2 separate regions of the Homo sapiens genome follow, and region 2 is linked to region 1. A link is an interaction called in ENCODE POLR2A ChIA-PET data of the cell type or tissue named here. Cell type or tissue: A673. All regions are shown on one strand.

Region 1 (8,000 bases):
GTGAGAGAAATTGACCAAGACATAGGGTATACAGACCCCATGCAAGTCCAGAAGAGGGGCAATCATTACATCTTAAAGTTCCAAAATAATTTCCTTTGACTCCATATCTCACATCTGGGGCACACTGATGCAAAGGGTGGACTCCCACCACCTTCAGCAGCTCCACCCCTGTGGCTTTGCAGACTTCAGCCCCCACAGCTGCTCTCAAGGGCTGGCGTTGAATGCCTGTGGCTTTTGCAGGTGCACAGCACAAGTCATTGGTGAATCTACCATTCTGGGGTTTGGAGAATGGTGGCAATCTTCTCACAGCTCCACTAGGCAGTGCCCCAGTGGTGACTCTGTGTCGGGGTTCCAACACCGTATTACTCTTCTCCATTGCTCTAGCAGAGGTTCTCCATAAGGGCTCTTCCCCTGCAGAAGACTTCTGCCTGGACATCTAGGCATTTCCTTACATCTTCTGAAATCTAGGCAGAAGTTCCCAAACCACAATTCTTGACTTATGTGAACCTGCAGGCCCAACACCATGTGGAAGCTGCCAAGACTTGAGGTTTTCATCCTATGAAACAATGCCCTGAGCTGTAGGTGGCCCCTTTTAGCCACAGCTGGAGGTAGAGCAGCTGGGAGACATGGCATCAAGATTGAGGCTGCACAGAGAAACGGGGTCCAAGGCCCTGCCCATTAAACCATTTTTCCCTCCTATGCCAGGTCTGTCCTGCAGACCCTGGCCAAGTGACTGATGAAAGGAGTATTCAGACACAGGTATGCAGTGTAAGAGCAGCTAGGTATCTGACTGGCTCTAGTGGCCAAAGTGCAGCAGCCCTGATAAACTGGAGCTGCTTGTTTTTATTTGGTGTAGACATAATGCCAAAAGCCTGGAGCAAACACAATCTGCAAGTAAGATGATCAAAGGTCGGTTCTTGGTCAACATAAGTCAACAGGCCTGTTTAAAATAAATTCCCCTACACTCCCTTGTACCTACTCCTTGCCCTTTGCCTCAGGGTTAGAGAACGGCTGCCTTCAGCTATTCTCACGCAAAGCTTTGCAGAGACTTCTGACGTTTCAGAAGGCCTGCTCCTTTCCCTGTAGCTTCTCCCACCACTGACTGATCTCCCACACTCCTAGGCCTCAGAGACTGTGATGAGAGGAGCTGCTGTGAAGATCTCTGACATGCCTCAGTCTGGACTTCATTGTCCACATAACTATCAGCATTTTAATCAAAACCATTCAACAAGTCTCTAGGAAGTTCCAAACTTTCCCATATCTTTCTTTCTTCTTCTTAGCTCCCCAAACTCTTCCAATCTCTGCCCATTACCCAGTTCCAAAGTTGTTTCCATATTTTTACATTATCTTTATAGCAGTACCACACTCTACCTGTGTACCAATTTACTATACTAGTCTCTTCTCACACTGCTATAAAAAACTGCCTGAGACTTTGTAATTGATTTAAAAAAGGGAGTTTTATTGATTCACAGTTTTCTATGGCTGCGGAGGCCCCAGAACACTTACAATCATGGTGGAAGGGGAAGCAGGCACATCTTACATGGAGGCAGGCAAGAGAGTGTGTGAAGGAGGAACAGTCAAACATTTATAAAACCATCAGATCTCATGAGAACTCACTCAGTATCATGAGACCACCATGGAGGAAACAGCCCCCATGATCCAATCACCTCCCAATAGATTCCTCCGTTGACACAGGGGGATTATGGGGATTACAATTCGAGATGAGATTTGGGTGAGGACACAAAACCAATCCATATACCCAGCATAGAAGAAAAGCATATTTCTGGGGAAGACTATAAGCTCCACAGCCCTCAGGAAATAAATCTGTCATAGTTTACAGGGTTGGATAATAATTGGCCACTTTTACAATTTATACCAAAGAAAGCATTCAGTTACACAGTAATCTTTTAGAAAAATTAAATTTCTTCAGATTCCCTGACACTGTCACTAGTATCAATTTTAACCTAAGCAGAAGTGTGCAGTATGTTTTGGTTGCCCCTTATGTGCTATAAACTCAAAGAAAATTCTAAAGAAAAAATATGTATTTCCAGTATTTATCATGAACAGTGGAAAACACCATCTGTTTCATCTACTTCTATGGACTTGAGAATAGACAATATGTAGTTTCACTTTTGTATTGTCAGGGTGTAGCTCGATGGCTAACACGAAGTAGGCTATCTAAAATTATTTTACAGATTAATAAATAAATGAGCCCAGTGAATATATGGATTGGCACTCACCTGAAAACATATTTTTTGATCCTAAAGCAACATACAAATGTAATTATGAAATGATATTCTGAATAGTATTTGACAACATTTATATCAGAAATATGATATAAAGGAGTGTGTAAAATCATGCACTCTTAGAACAAGACTCTGGTGAGTTTGAATCTTGGTGTTGATGCATGAATTATATGATCTTAGTCAAGTTTATTTATACTCACTTTACCTCAGTTTTCTCATATGTAAAATGGTAATAAAAAATTACTAATATCATAGATTTGTTATGAGAAAAAATAGCATAAAATTTTTAAACCTCAGGTAAAATATAAACATTCAAACGGTGATATCAAGAGGATTTTGTAAACTATCAGGAAATATTAACTGTGTTCAATGTTTTATTTCAATCAAAATGTCTCTAAACAAGTAAAGATATTTTCTCTTAATTTGTTGCCTTTGCAATAACACCTCTTCATCAACAAATGGCAAGTTCAGTTTTTTCCACTCTTTCTGACAACATGGTTCTTTGATAATTTCTTGATTTAAAGCACAATTTAAATGTAACTATGATGTCATTGTGATTTACAGAGATAATTCAGTAGGGGAAATTAGTGTTTGAGGCTTGAAGTTAGTACAAGTCTGTGGAGAAATATTCCACAAATAAGTGTTATCAAATGCCACAGGATATTGAGCAAGAAAAAAGTTACCAGGTGGTTTGAGCTTTATATGGCAACTAAATGTAGCAGCTAAATATAACGTGCACCTCAGTCTACCATGAAAATAAGCGTTCTCCAAAAACTGGGATGTTTTGTCTTAAACAATATTCTGAAGCCTTCCCCAGGATCTGCTGCTGTCTTCTTTGCCCATTTCTGTGACACTTACCTGTAAGCATCCACTGTTATTAGCATTATTATTCTCTGCTGTTATGGCCTCTTGGCCTTTTCTTTTAAGCTAACCTGTCAGCCTCTATGCCTCTTTTTGACTCTTTCATTATGGTGCTGTGAGAAACTTAACAAACTACATATTGAATATAAAGTGGGCAATTTTTTGAAGTTCTGAATTTTCCAGAACAAAGAAAATATTTTTTCTACAGTAAAATTAAGACTTAAACCATATTTACATCTGTGGTAAACCCTACTCAAATGACTCCCAACATAACAGAAATTGTAATATCAGAGTCAAATTATTTGTCACCTTGAAACTTGACTGAGTATATATCATATGCTTATATCACATAGGCAGTAAGCCCTTCTAATTTCTGTGTTGTTATACCACTTTATTCCACCAGGTGAAGTAGACATTTTTACAGCTTTCAAGAAGCCTGTAATCACTAAGGAGAGAGACAGTAGTAATTAGCAAATATAGGGAGTAAGATACTGGAGTATCAAAGCCATTACAATGATACCTACAAGTACTATGAACTCAATAAGTCAAATTCTAATTCATGTAGCTCATAGCCACATTATGACTGAAGCTCAAAGAATTGCTTAACTACATCAGAGGGGTGTGCAGTACAGAGAGTGACATGGGAAGCAGAAGCCATTGATAAATTATCCTCTCATCCTTTGAGCAATCTTTGTGGGAGGTAGGATATAGTGATTAATTGGACTGTTGCATCCAAGTATTTCAAGCTTGGAATATTATTCTTGAAAAAAATAGCCTCCTGTAAAGGATAAGAAGATGAAGAGAAATTTGAGCCTATACGTGAAAATGAGAGATGACAGATACATAGAGCATGCTGATGAAAGGTTTTCTATCAGTGGGAAAGTGACTGAGTGTTTAAACTCAATGATTAATTAATCATTTGGAACTTGAAATAGCTACAGGAAATGGTATTTTGTCTTGAATCTACAGGAAATGTTATTTTGTTTAAGTCTTATTTGGAAGAGTAGGAGGTTAGTCCAAAGATTTATTTAAGCAAACAGATTTATTGAATCTGGCTGTCTAAGGCATTACAGAAGAACAGATTTTCTGAATGTACTTTTTCAACTATCCTATCTACTTTGATCTCTATGAAGCAAATTTTGACCACTTCTTGCCCTGAATATTCATTTTCATGCATCTTGAATAAAATATATGTAATAATTAAGGAGATTATAAGACCTCGCTAATAAGAATTGCAGGCTTCTCAATATATAGTCTTTATTGAATCGTTTTACTGATATCTGAAACAATATGAATTCCTTTCTTTAAAAATACAACTTAGAAGAGACTTTTAAAATTATCTTTTGAGTGAGATTTTTCAGATAACATTAAAGAACTGAGAGTTACAGTTTGTATTTTTGTATATGTGGATAAGTGTCTACAATATTAACAAAAGTAATATCCTACATAGAAAAATAATTATAATATTTTTTAATCCTTGCCTGTTTCGTATAAAAGATCTATGAGATATATTGAGCATTTCTAATAGACTTAAATGTCACCAAAACAAAAAAAGCCATGTTCATTATTACCATTACCTATGCCTGTATGTCTCTAGAGTGCAAATACAGGGAAGATTGCTTGTTTCATCCACATGACCGAGGTTAGCTTAGTGGAAATAATATTCAAGATGCATCATATGTTTAATGGACACTGAAATAACTAAAATCAATAGCGAACTATAAAAGTATTTATCAATCATAATTCTTCCTGATAAAAGCTGCAACATGTAAGATTCAGAATAAGAAAGGCACAGGACTTCATTTTTCTGAGTATATGCCTCCTTAAAATAGAAGAATTCTCCACTCTTCACTTTGGAACATTCGGAACAGAATTCTTTTTTATTTTTAATTTTTTGCATTTATGCTTATTTCTCTTTGTTTAATAATAAGAATATACTAGGTGGTCTTTTGTCTCAGGGTATTGGATAAGTTCTGTTTTATTTTTCCAATATTTAAGGATTGAATAGTATTTATCATACAGAATTGCACACCAGAAAAAAAATTTTGAAACATGTTTCTTGTTTCTCTGACAAGAACTTTTTCATTAATACATTCACATTAATTTTCATTTAATTTTTACCACAAAACCCCCAAAGCACAATGAGCACTTACATACTTACCACTCGACTTCAAAAACTATCCACATTGTGCCATGCTTGTTTGATCCACCCTTACAGCAGCTTCTTGTTGTTAGACTATTTTAAAGTGAATTCAAGACATTATAAGCTTACATCCATAAATATTACATTATGCATCTCAAAAAACATTTCATTATGTAATTAAAATGATATTACGACATCTAAGAAAACTAAAATAATTGCATAGTATCATCTATTACCCAGTCAGCATGCTAATACATTAGTACATAGATAGCTAATACAAAATGTTTTTAATGTTTTTGTATTTTTTGTATTTGCTATTTGCTATTTGTGTCCCTCTTTTTTTTTTTTTTTTCTTTTTTTTTTGAGACAGAGTCTCGCTCTGTTGCCAGGCTAAGTGCAGTGGTGCAATCTCGGCTCACTGCAACCTCCGCCTCCTGGGTTCAAGTGATTCTCCTGCCTCAGCCTCCCGAGTAGCTGGGACTACAGGCACCCGCCACCACGTCTGGCTAATTTTTTGTATTTTTAGTAGAGATGGGGTTTCACCATATTAGCCAGGATGGTCTTGATCTCTTGACCTCGTGATCCACCGGCCTTGGTCCCCCAAAGTGCTGGGATTACAGGAGTGAGCCACCGCACCAGGCACTTTTTAAATTGTTAAATTTAAAGTCCTATACCAAAGAAAGAACATTTCCTTCAATTCTCCTTTTTATTTTATTGATTTGAAGCTAAGTTATATCTAAAGGTATGTTTTCACTTAGGTGGTTACATATAGGTGGTATTTGGATATTTTAATTTCCTGCCCACTGTAATGAACTATATACCTACCAAGTATTTGTTCTTTTTTCCCAGGAAATTAACTGGATTGCATTATGCCCTTAGTGCTAAGGCTTCCAGGACTTTTATGTGAATATAGATAGCAAATATATATTTTATATATATATATATTATATATATATATATGGAGAGAGAGAGAGAGAAAGAAAAATCGTAATATCACACTAATAAATCTAATTTAAATATTAAAGACTACAGAGATATTATATAATGCAATTTACTTCCTACTGGTATATATTTATGTTGAAAAGTTTCTAAAGAACATGAGTATATTATTATTTATTGTATTCTATACTACAATATGACAGTTTCAAAATAAAACTACCAGCACTGTATAGGAAGAGTAACACCATTAAATAAACTCTAAATGTAATTTAATTACTTTGTCTTTACATATCATCCAATCGTAGAGAAAAATTAAGAAATTGGAATCCGCATAAAAGATTGCTGGTTGTTTTTTTAAAAGAAATGGTGGAGCCTCTGGAGCTTATCTCATACAATTGAGATGCGCAATTTTTGACTAGGCTGTTTTGCAAAACTAAGAAAAATACAAATAATTATTGTACATATTAATACACATTACTTTTGTCCAATAAATTCAAGTGATTATTGCCCAATGAATAACCCAGTTTTTATAAATTGATTTGCGTGTTCCTGAAATCAATGTAAATTGATATAAACACTGAATATAAAAATGTGGTTCTTTGCTTTCTCCTTCAACTAAATTGTAATATCTTCTAGTTGTCTCATTAATTAATATATTTTAAAACAAATCTTTATATTTGTAAGACAACCATGCATTATTTTTCCTTCCTTCCTCCCTCCCTCCCTCTCTTCCTTCCTTCCTTCTTTCCTTCCTTCCTCACTTCCTCCCTTTCTTTCCTTCTTTCTGTTTTTCTTTCTTTTTCTTCTTTCTCTCTTTCTTTTTTCTTTCTTTCTTCTTTCTACTTTTCTTTCTTTCTTTCTTTCTTTCTTTCTTTCTTTCTTTCTTTCTTTCTTTCTCTTTCTTTGTTTCTTTGTTTCTTTCCTTCTTTCTTTCATTCTTTCTTTCTTTCTTGACAGTGGCTTGCACTGTCATTGAGGCTGAAGTGAAGTGGCACAATTTTAGCTCACTATAATCTCAAATTCCCAAGGTCAAATGATCTTCCTGCCTCAGCCTCCAGAGGAGCACACCACCATGCCTGGATAAATAATAATTCAATTATTATTATTATTGTTATTATTATTATTTTTGTTTTTGTAGAGGTAGGGTCTTGCCCAGTCTAATCTTGAACTACCGGCCTTAAACAATCCTCCTCCCTCAGCAACCAAAAGTGCTGAAATTATAGGCATGAGCCATCACTCCCTCCTGATAACTATGTATCTTCGAAAATTATTCTGCAAAACCACTGTGAATATATTAGTCAGATGTTATATTTTTAATTTGTAGTTATGTCTCCAAATTGATAAAAAAATTATGGCATTTGTTTTAATGTCTTTTCAGTTTGAGGGATTTCTTTCTTTGTTAATATTCAAATTATTTAAAATATTTAAATTTTTAAAATGTCAATTATAAATATTAATATAAGTCCAGATTCTACAATTACAAATGAATTAAATTTTACTAACACTTCTGATATGGTTTGATTGTGTCCCCACCCAAATCTCATCTTGAATTGTATCACCCACAATTTCCACATTGTGGGAGGGACCCAGTGGTAGGTAATTAAATCATGTGGGCAGGTCTTTCCCATGCTGTTCTTATGATAGTGAATATGTCTCATGAGATCCCATGGTTTTAAAAAGGGGAGTTTCTGGACGGGTGCAGTGGCTCACGCCTGTAATCCCAGCACTTTGGGAGGCTAAGGCGGGCAGATCAGGAGGTCAGGCCAACATGGTGAAACCCCGTCTCTACTAAAAATACAAAAATTGGCTAA
Region 2 (8,000 bases), 54 kb after region 1:
TGTGTAAATATTATAATTGTGATCATCATTGTTAGCACTGATCTATACCTCAGAAATTAAGTAAAATCTATAACTCGACAAATATGGAGACTCAGCCCAGGGAAAGTAAATGATTCTCAGCTTCTTAATACATTTGTCAATATGATGGTTATGCAAGGACAATGCTTTACTTATGTAATACTGATATTCAAAGTTAAAAAGCTTACTTAAAGTATATATTGCTGAGCCAAAAATGTTTACATTTTTATAAAATGAAATAGTTGAATTCGTTCTATAGATATATGTAAATTTATATTTTAAACTAGCCATATTCATAAATTGATCCGCTAAAAGTTATTTAAAGTGTATTTTTACTTCTTGGGATTAATATTTTAAAATTCAGCTTTTGATTAGCAATGAGTTTAATGTAACTAATATCTGGAAGCCTAGATATACACTTGTATTCATATAATTATTTTTGATTTGCTAGCCTTCAGTTTGATAAATGAAGTTTAAAAATTAATTTCCTGTGTTTCTAATTCATGAATCTGTATTTAAATACACAGATGACACATATTTAACTGAGTGATGTTTTATGTTAATTCAGATGCGACATGAGGAGACTATACAAATAACATATATAAAGTACCTTTATATCTTTGAAGGAAACAATTTACATAAAAGTAAAGTACTTGTTACTTTGAGGCTTGTATACTAAAGTATATTATTTAAATGTGGGGTCTGAATACTGTAATATGTTTACTGTTATATTTTTCAGAGGCAGTAACTTTATTTTTAATTTTTGTTGCAAGAATAGTAGGACTTTTCTGATGTTTACAGAAGGCTGAATTTTTTTTTCTGCAGCAATAAAATCTTATTTTATTGCCTATTCCTATTTCACTTCACAATAATAATTATAATGACTTTGAAACCCTCTTGGCATTTTGTAAGTAACAGAGTGAATAAAACCATGTCAACTTTTCTTTTTATTGTAAAATCTCAGTACTTAAAAGTTGCTGATAAGAGACTGGAAAGCTCAGGAGCTTTATAACAGGAAAAATATAATCTAGATCTTTAGCAGTGTTTCAAGTATGACCCGGGTCAGTAATCATCAAAATATCTAAGTACCTCAGTAATAGTTACCCATAGAAAATACATATTTAACTTTTACTAAAGATATATAAAGCAATTTGGGGTAAATCCTTCAATAAATGTAACTAATTTTCTTCAGCCATGAGGCATGGGAGCTATGTTCAGGATTTGTAAGTCAAAAGATGACCATAGTTATTTGTAAGTTTACCATAGTTACTTGTAAGTGAATTTATTTATTTTAAATATAATTTTCGATGTAAGTGAATCATTCCCCAACTCAAGCTATCTGGATACCAGCATATTATAAAAGCTCTCCTGATAGGCAGAGAGCTGAGAGTCTCTGAATTAAATGGATATAACTTGCTTACATTTTCTAGCATGTTGGCTCATACATTGTAAGCAGATAGTAGCTATTCATTATTAATAATGATGACTATAGTTCCCAGTTCTGTCATATCCTGAATCACATTGCCTAGTGCAAGGATGTGCTCAGGTTGATCTTGTTTACCAATATGATTTTAAAATGTGCTTCTGGTCCTCAAATCCTACTAGCCCTTCTTAAATGTGACCATTCCAACAATAAGCAACTGCCAAAAGGTAATAAAATAAAAGGTAACCAAATAAAATAAATAAAATAGGTAATACTCTATTAACACCTGTACATACAAATACCTCACTGTCCCTCAGTACAGGGCTTTTCTCCATAGTTTGGCCAGAGCTCATGACATAAAGGCTTCTCCCTCAATTTGAGATGACAAGGACTATAGAGTAGACCCTGAGCTTTGTACTTAACTAGCTGAATGGATAAGGATGCCTGAATGAACTGTCCCGAGAAACCAAAGCCTGCCTTAGAAGCTAGAACCAGAATACACTAGTGAGAAAGGGTGAAGTGTTTGCTCCTTTCTTTTAACAAATAATATCATATCCTACTATTAAACTCAGCTCAAAGAATGTGATAGGCTTTCACTAATTAGATTAGCAAAGCTTCTTCGCTGGAAATGCAGTGAGGGAGAGGTGTGAGCCTGGCATAGAGAGGAGGAACCAATGAATATTCAGAGCCAGAGTTATTCACAAAACCTGCTCATAGAAAAATAAGAAATTACTTACATTTGAGTTTCATGTAATCATCGTAGCTTCTGTTCACTTTGGGGAAATTTTATGAGATAAAAACTACACATATCAAGATTCAAATTCTACCTCTTTCCACTTTTTAAAATTCATCTTGAAAAGACTTATGAGATATCTATTAATTCCACTCTCCATCTGTAAAAGGGTTGCAATATTAGCCATATTTGATAAGAATCAAATAAGATAATAGATTTTAAGAAGTTATCTGTGAATTATTTATATACATTAACAATAAAATAATTCTATAGTCAAATATGTTTGCGAGGAAACATCTTTGTATTAGTATTTGTCAGAAACATTAATATGTATTACAAATCTCCAGAGGAGGATATGGCAGGGTTTTTCTTCAAAATTATTTATCTACAGAAACTTTTTTTCAAAAAGCAGTTCAGAGAATTAATATTTTGCTAAGAAACCACTGGGAAACTTGGAGGTAAGCATTGTAAATATAGTGACTAAGAGAACACTTAATTTATTGAAATTTCTGGGCTTTGTGGCTTATGAACAATGCATATTTTGTGTTAACCATATCCTTTGAGTTATATTATATGGGTGAAATCATAATATTTGTGTGGGATATATAAAGAATGTAAAGCAGAAATTTCAGAGTGTGGGCATCAAATTCTACTAGGGTTTCAGATACTGGAATAAAAATAATTGAAGGTGTTTTCATCTTAGCTTTTATAAAACTGGCAGAATAATTTTTTAAAAGTTCTGGCTCTTCATCAATCAGAAGCTTAGAAATAGAGCTTTAAGAAAGGGCTTGATTAAAATAAACAAAAAGAAAGATAAAAAAGATAGAAAATGAAGGAAAGAATGGAGGGAGGAAGGGAAGGAGGCAGAAAGGAAGGAAGGAAGGAAGGAAGGAAAGAAACGAGGAAGGAAGGAAGGAAGGAAGGAAGGAAGGAAGGAAGGAAGGAAGGAAACGAGGAAGGAAGGAAGGAAGGGAGGGAGGGAGGGAGGAAGGGAGGGAGGGTGTATTGTCTTGGAGATAATGGCAGTGATACTTGGCTGCGCAGCAGAGGAGACTTAAAATATCTAGAGCCAAGGAGTCTCTCTGCAAAGTCTCAATAAATTCTTTTCTCTTGAATTGAATGAGTCCAGATTCCTTTACTCAATTAATGCATATTATTTGTTACTGGAAAATTGTCATATATACAGCAGAGCAATTGCTGTTTCAAGAGAAAGTAGGAGAATACTATTACTATATGTTCAAAGACTAGAAAGAAGACTTTCCAGGTTTATGGACAGTAGCAGTTGTGGGTTTAATATTAATAATACTGATAATGCAGAAAGCTTTCTTCATCAAAATGCTCAAGATGTTACTTTCTGATCTCCTATATTCCACCTTTATTTGGGTCAAAATCTTTGTTATTTTAATTCTTATATTATCCCATACACTAAGTATCAAAAAGCAGTACCATTTATTGGAAGTTACTAATTTCTTAGTGCTGCTGTTTCTCCATCTTTACACTAGAATAACAACATTTAATCACTAAAAACATAGAATATTAGAACTAAAAACAATCACATGAATGTAAACTCATTTTGTAACCAAAATCTGGGCAAAAGAAAAATAGATCATTGAGTGCTGGCTTTTAAGACTGCTCCTCTGTATTATATTGTCCCATCTGCACTCTATGCTGTATGCTGCTGAGTGATGCCAAGATCCATCTCCCACTCCATCCACCCTGTGTTACCTCAATGAGCATAATTTCAGATCTATTACAACTAGAGTGTTTTGACGAATAAAAAATATCTAGAGAGAGCATAGAGAAAGAGAGAAAAAAAGAAAATCTACGTTCCACTTAAAGAAAAGCCTGCCAAATATTATTTAAAATACCAGCATTTCTCATCCATAAAGCAAACACTTAAACTAAAATATAGAAGACTTTAGTAAAGTTTAGTAAAGTTTCTTAATTCCATAAGGCAAGTAATGCTGAATTCACATTTAGTTTTGCAAAAGGATAAACCACTGTATCGTGCAGGAGCATAGAAGTATGGTTGTAGTAAAAGATTTTCTAGTGTTTCTCTAAATAATAGATTAATGTCACTGGTAATTGTGCAGTTAATCCTCAGGTGGCAGGAACTTTAAATACCTGATGTGACAAGTTATGCAAATACCAAGACGAACCATAGGAAATGCTTAATTTACTCAATTCTCTTAGAGAGAGGAATTATAGAAATCCATTGCTTGGGTTTCATAAAATTTTAAAATATTCTACAAAAATTCAATTATATGCATGTTTTCTGTGCTAGCTGAATATAACCAATATCTTTATACTAGCAGAGCTGTCAGAGGAAAAGAAAGCCAACATTGTCTATAAGATTTTCCAGTGAAATTATGTTGATATAGGGACTGGAGCTTTCCATTGTTTTGGATTGTATTCCTTTGTTGTCTTCAGCATAAAATGCTGAAGTCCCACGACCCCACCTGCTGTAAAATGTTAGGCTATGCAAAAAGTAAATTTCAAAATATGTTCTATTCCTGTACTTATTCCTGTGGGACTGCCCAATTTGCTAGACTTGTTGAGAATGATCCCCCACTAATAGGATTCCTCTGTAGCTACAGTAAATTTAAAGCAGTTTCCTTTGGTCCTGTGGTAAGAAGTTCAAGACCATGACCTAGAATTAAGGAGTGAGTACTAGTGCAACTTTTACCATGCATTTTCTAACTCTGTCAGATGATCTACTTTTGAAAGACAATTAGTTCTTCTAGCTTAATGATTTTTGGCTCTTCGTACCTGCCTGCAGCAATATTTTTGAATACAGATCCACTTTTAATGACATCCTCATTTTTGATGTTCTTTGACACCTCTCCCATAGACAGCTTCATTATACATTATATGGATGTGAGGGCAGAACTAGAAGGCACATGTTTGCTTATCCAATTTTACTGCAGCCCTTTATCAAATTTGCTCCTCCAGCTTTAGATCTTCTTGTATGAAATAGACTCCACAAGACACCACACACAATTGTGACGGATTTTCATTTATTTCATCTCAGCTCCTAATTCATTTATCATTGCAAAGAGGGCTCGGACTCTTTAAATCCTTTTTTAATTTTTTTTGTCAGCTGGAAAAATTGAAACCTTTTTCAATTTAAAGTTGGAAAGTGACATTATGTCATTGACATTTTAAAACATAACTCAGAGACAATACAGGAGGACGAGGCCTCCATTCCTGGTTCCTATGCGTTCCTGGCAGACTCCTGCACACAGAAGTCTTCTTCGGAGTTTATCCTACAGAGTGTGGAAAGTTTTCTAGTGCTGGCTCTCCAGCACGAGCAGCTTCTCTATCAGCTAATGCAAGCAGGGTTCAAGTTTTCTCCAGCACCTGGCTCTAACATTGTGAGAGCACTTTTTCCAGCATCAGGCTTCTGCAGCACAGGTGGCTCCTTCAGTGTCCAGCTCCTGTAGTCCAGGGCAGTCAGCTACATCCAACGACTAGTAGCTTCCCTGGCTCCCCTGTCTTGAAGTTCCATAGTGGAGTGCGTCCAACGTGACATGGATTTCTGTGGCAACATAGAGGGCAGATTTCTTGTAAGATTCACGAGTGCAATAACACAGCTACTTCTCTGCCATCCAGTGAGGAATTCATTCTTCAACAAGGTCTGAATCTCAACCCTGGTGTAGGGATTTCTCTTTTTTAGTTGTTTTATCATAGTTCAAGTGGTACTGACTTCTCCTTATAGTTACTATTCTTGTATTTCTTAGAGTTCTCTTTACTATACTTTCTTCACCATGATAATTTTATGTGCCAACTTGGGTAGACTATGGTGACTAGTTGTTTAGTCAAACACTACTCTAGATGTTGATATGGAAGTATTCTTTAGATGTAACTAACAGTTGCAATTAGTTGACCTTAAGTAAAGCAGACTTCTACGATTTTGGTAGGCCACTTCCAATTAGTAGAAGGTATTGAAAGGAAAAGCCTGAGGTTTCCAAAAGAAATTCTGCCTTAGTTTTCTACCTTCACACTGAAGGCTGCAATAGTTACTCCTATCTGAATCTCCAGACTGCTAGTTTGCTTTACTGATTTTGGATTTCCCAGCTTCCAGAATCTGATGAGCCATTCCCTTAAAATAAATCGGTCTTTCTCTATATATGTCCTATTGGTTCTCTTTCTCTCAAGAACCCTAAGTAATATGCTAGCCAGTCCCTCATTAATCAAATATTTTGTTAGAAGTAATAATTTTTATATTAAACTTTGCCTATACAGATTATTGTGTGGTTTCTGTTTCCTGATTGAATCCAACTGTTTTAATGTTCTTCCAAACCTACAGACAGCCTATAGTTCTGTGAGGGAAGTTTCTGGTAATAGAGTTAGGTTCCTAAAAGACAGCATCCAGTATCCGGAAGTGTTTCACAGTCTTCCTCTATATCCATTCCTGTTTGTCTTTTTCTAGGCTTCTGATCATCTTGGTTTGAGGTGAGGTATGAAGTGCTACAGGAAACAAAATTCATTGCCTAAAACAATTGTTACACCTATATGTTAAAGTTTTATATGCCTGTTTTTTCAAGTACATACCATTTTCCTTATTTTTGTCATGAATATATTTCAAATAAAAGAGAAAAGATAACAGCAATCATTCACTAATTAGAAAGAACACCATATACTAATAATATAGATAATTAAAGTTATTAAAAGTAGTAGAAAAATAGGTCAGCTCACATTTAGAAACAAACAGAAGAGAATAGGTTACAACTGAAAACAAACATAGAGAAGAGAATAAGTTTTATGGTGTTCATATTTCAAAGAGATGATTTTGTGGAAAATGTAACTTGAGTTGCCGCCTTCTTTTTCATCTATATAAACATGCTTCCAGTAACCAGGTACCTGGGAATGATTTTTTTGCATTCACTTCTCTTTATTCCCTCTCACTAATACTTCACCAAGTTCAGTACTCATTGTCACCAAAATGTATCTAAAATGAATTTACTTTCCTCCACTGGTACCCATTCACTACACTAACCCTTGGATTATTAGCCTTAGCTAATTCGCTATCATTTCTCCTCTCCATTACTGCATTGGTTTCCCAAATAGCCTTTCAGATTTCACTATTCCTTCTTTCAATCCAATTTTTATGATCAGCCTAAGTTATGTTTCAAAATGTCAATGATATAATGTCACTTTCCAACTTTAAACTTACAGATGACAGCACATGCTTTTGAAAATGAAAAGTAAATTCCTTAAAGTGAACTAAAGCAAAAAACTAACAACAATTAACTAATATATATTGTGCTTTTATCTTAAGCCAGGAACCATTCTAAATCTCCTGTACATAGTGAACAATTTATATTTCATAATAATCTGCTACTTAATATTGTATAGGAAATAATATTATTGTTTTATAAATGAGGAAAATAGGCACAAGAAAAATAAATAAACCATTTGCCCCTGGGTCATATAACTAAAGACAAGTACTGTCAGATTTAAAACACAGAATTTCTGTCTAACTCTAGAATTGAGAAGGCTAATCTGCATGCTTTCCCCAGATTTTTGTTCAGCATTGTTCTCCATAGGCATCAAATGCAGCTCCTCCACTTACTCACTATGCCATAACCACACTGGTATTTTAAACCTTTCTACAATGTACCAACTCCTTTCCTTTTCAGGCTTTCCCACATGCTGTTTTATCTTTCTGGTATGCTTTTCCTCCCACTGTCCACATGGTTATTTTTATTCATCTTTTAGCATTCAACTTAAATGTCACTTCTCTAGAAAAATTACAGGATCACTGCCCAAACTGAAAAAAAAAAAAGATTCTACATGTTATGTTACTCTACCATAGGATCTGTA

What was found. Peaks named below come from ENCODE experiments on the same cell type or tissue, not always from the same donor. Only the 100,000 strongest peaks of a DNase experiment are listed, where the experiment ranks them.
Region 2: POLR2A ChIA-PET joins it to region 1 with 6 read pairs; 4 of 35 experiments call an interaction of 5 or more read pairs at or near these places.

Annotation. Positions count from the first base shown.
Region 1 is chr3:103,437,204-103,445,203 of GRCh38, forward strand. No RefSeq gene overlaps it. Among named protein-coding and RNA genes, the nearest start is that of MIR548AB, 83 kb to the right of the region's middle. In A673, CTCF peaks have their summits at 3,517 and 3,716; a DNase peak (open chromatin) is centred at 3,528.
Region 2 is chr3:103,491,523-103,499,522 of GRCh38, forward strand. No RefSeq gene overlaps it. Among named protein-coding and RNA genes, the nearest start is that of MIR548AB, 29 kb to the right of the region's middle. In A673, no CTCF peak of the experiment used is centred here; DNase peaks (open chromatin) are centred at 2,039, 3,219, 4,679, 7,779 and 2 weaker places; H3K27ac peaks cover 7,900 bases.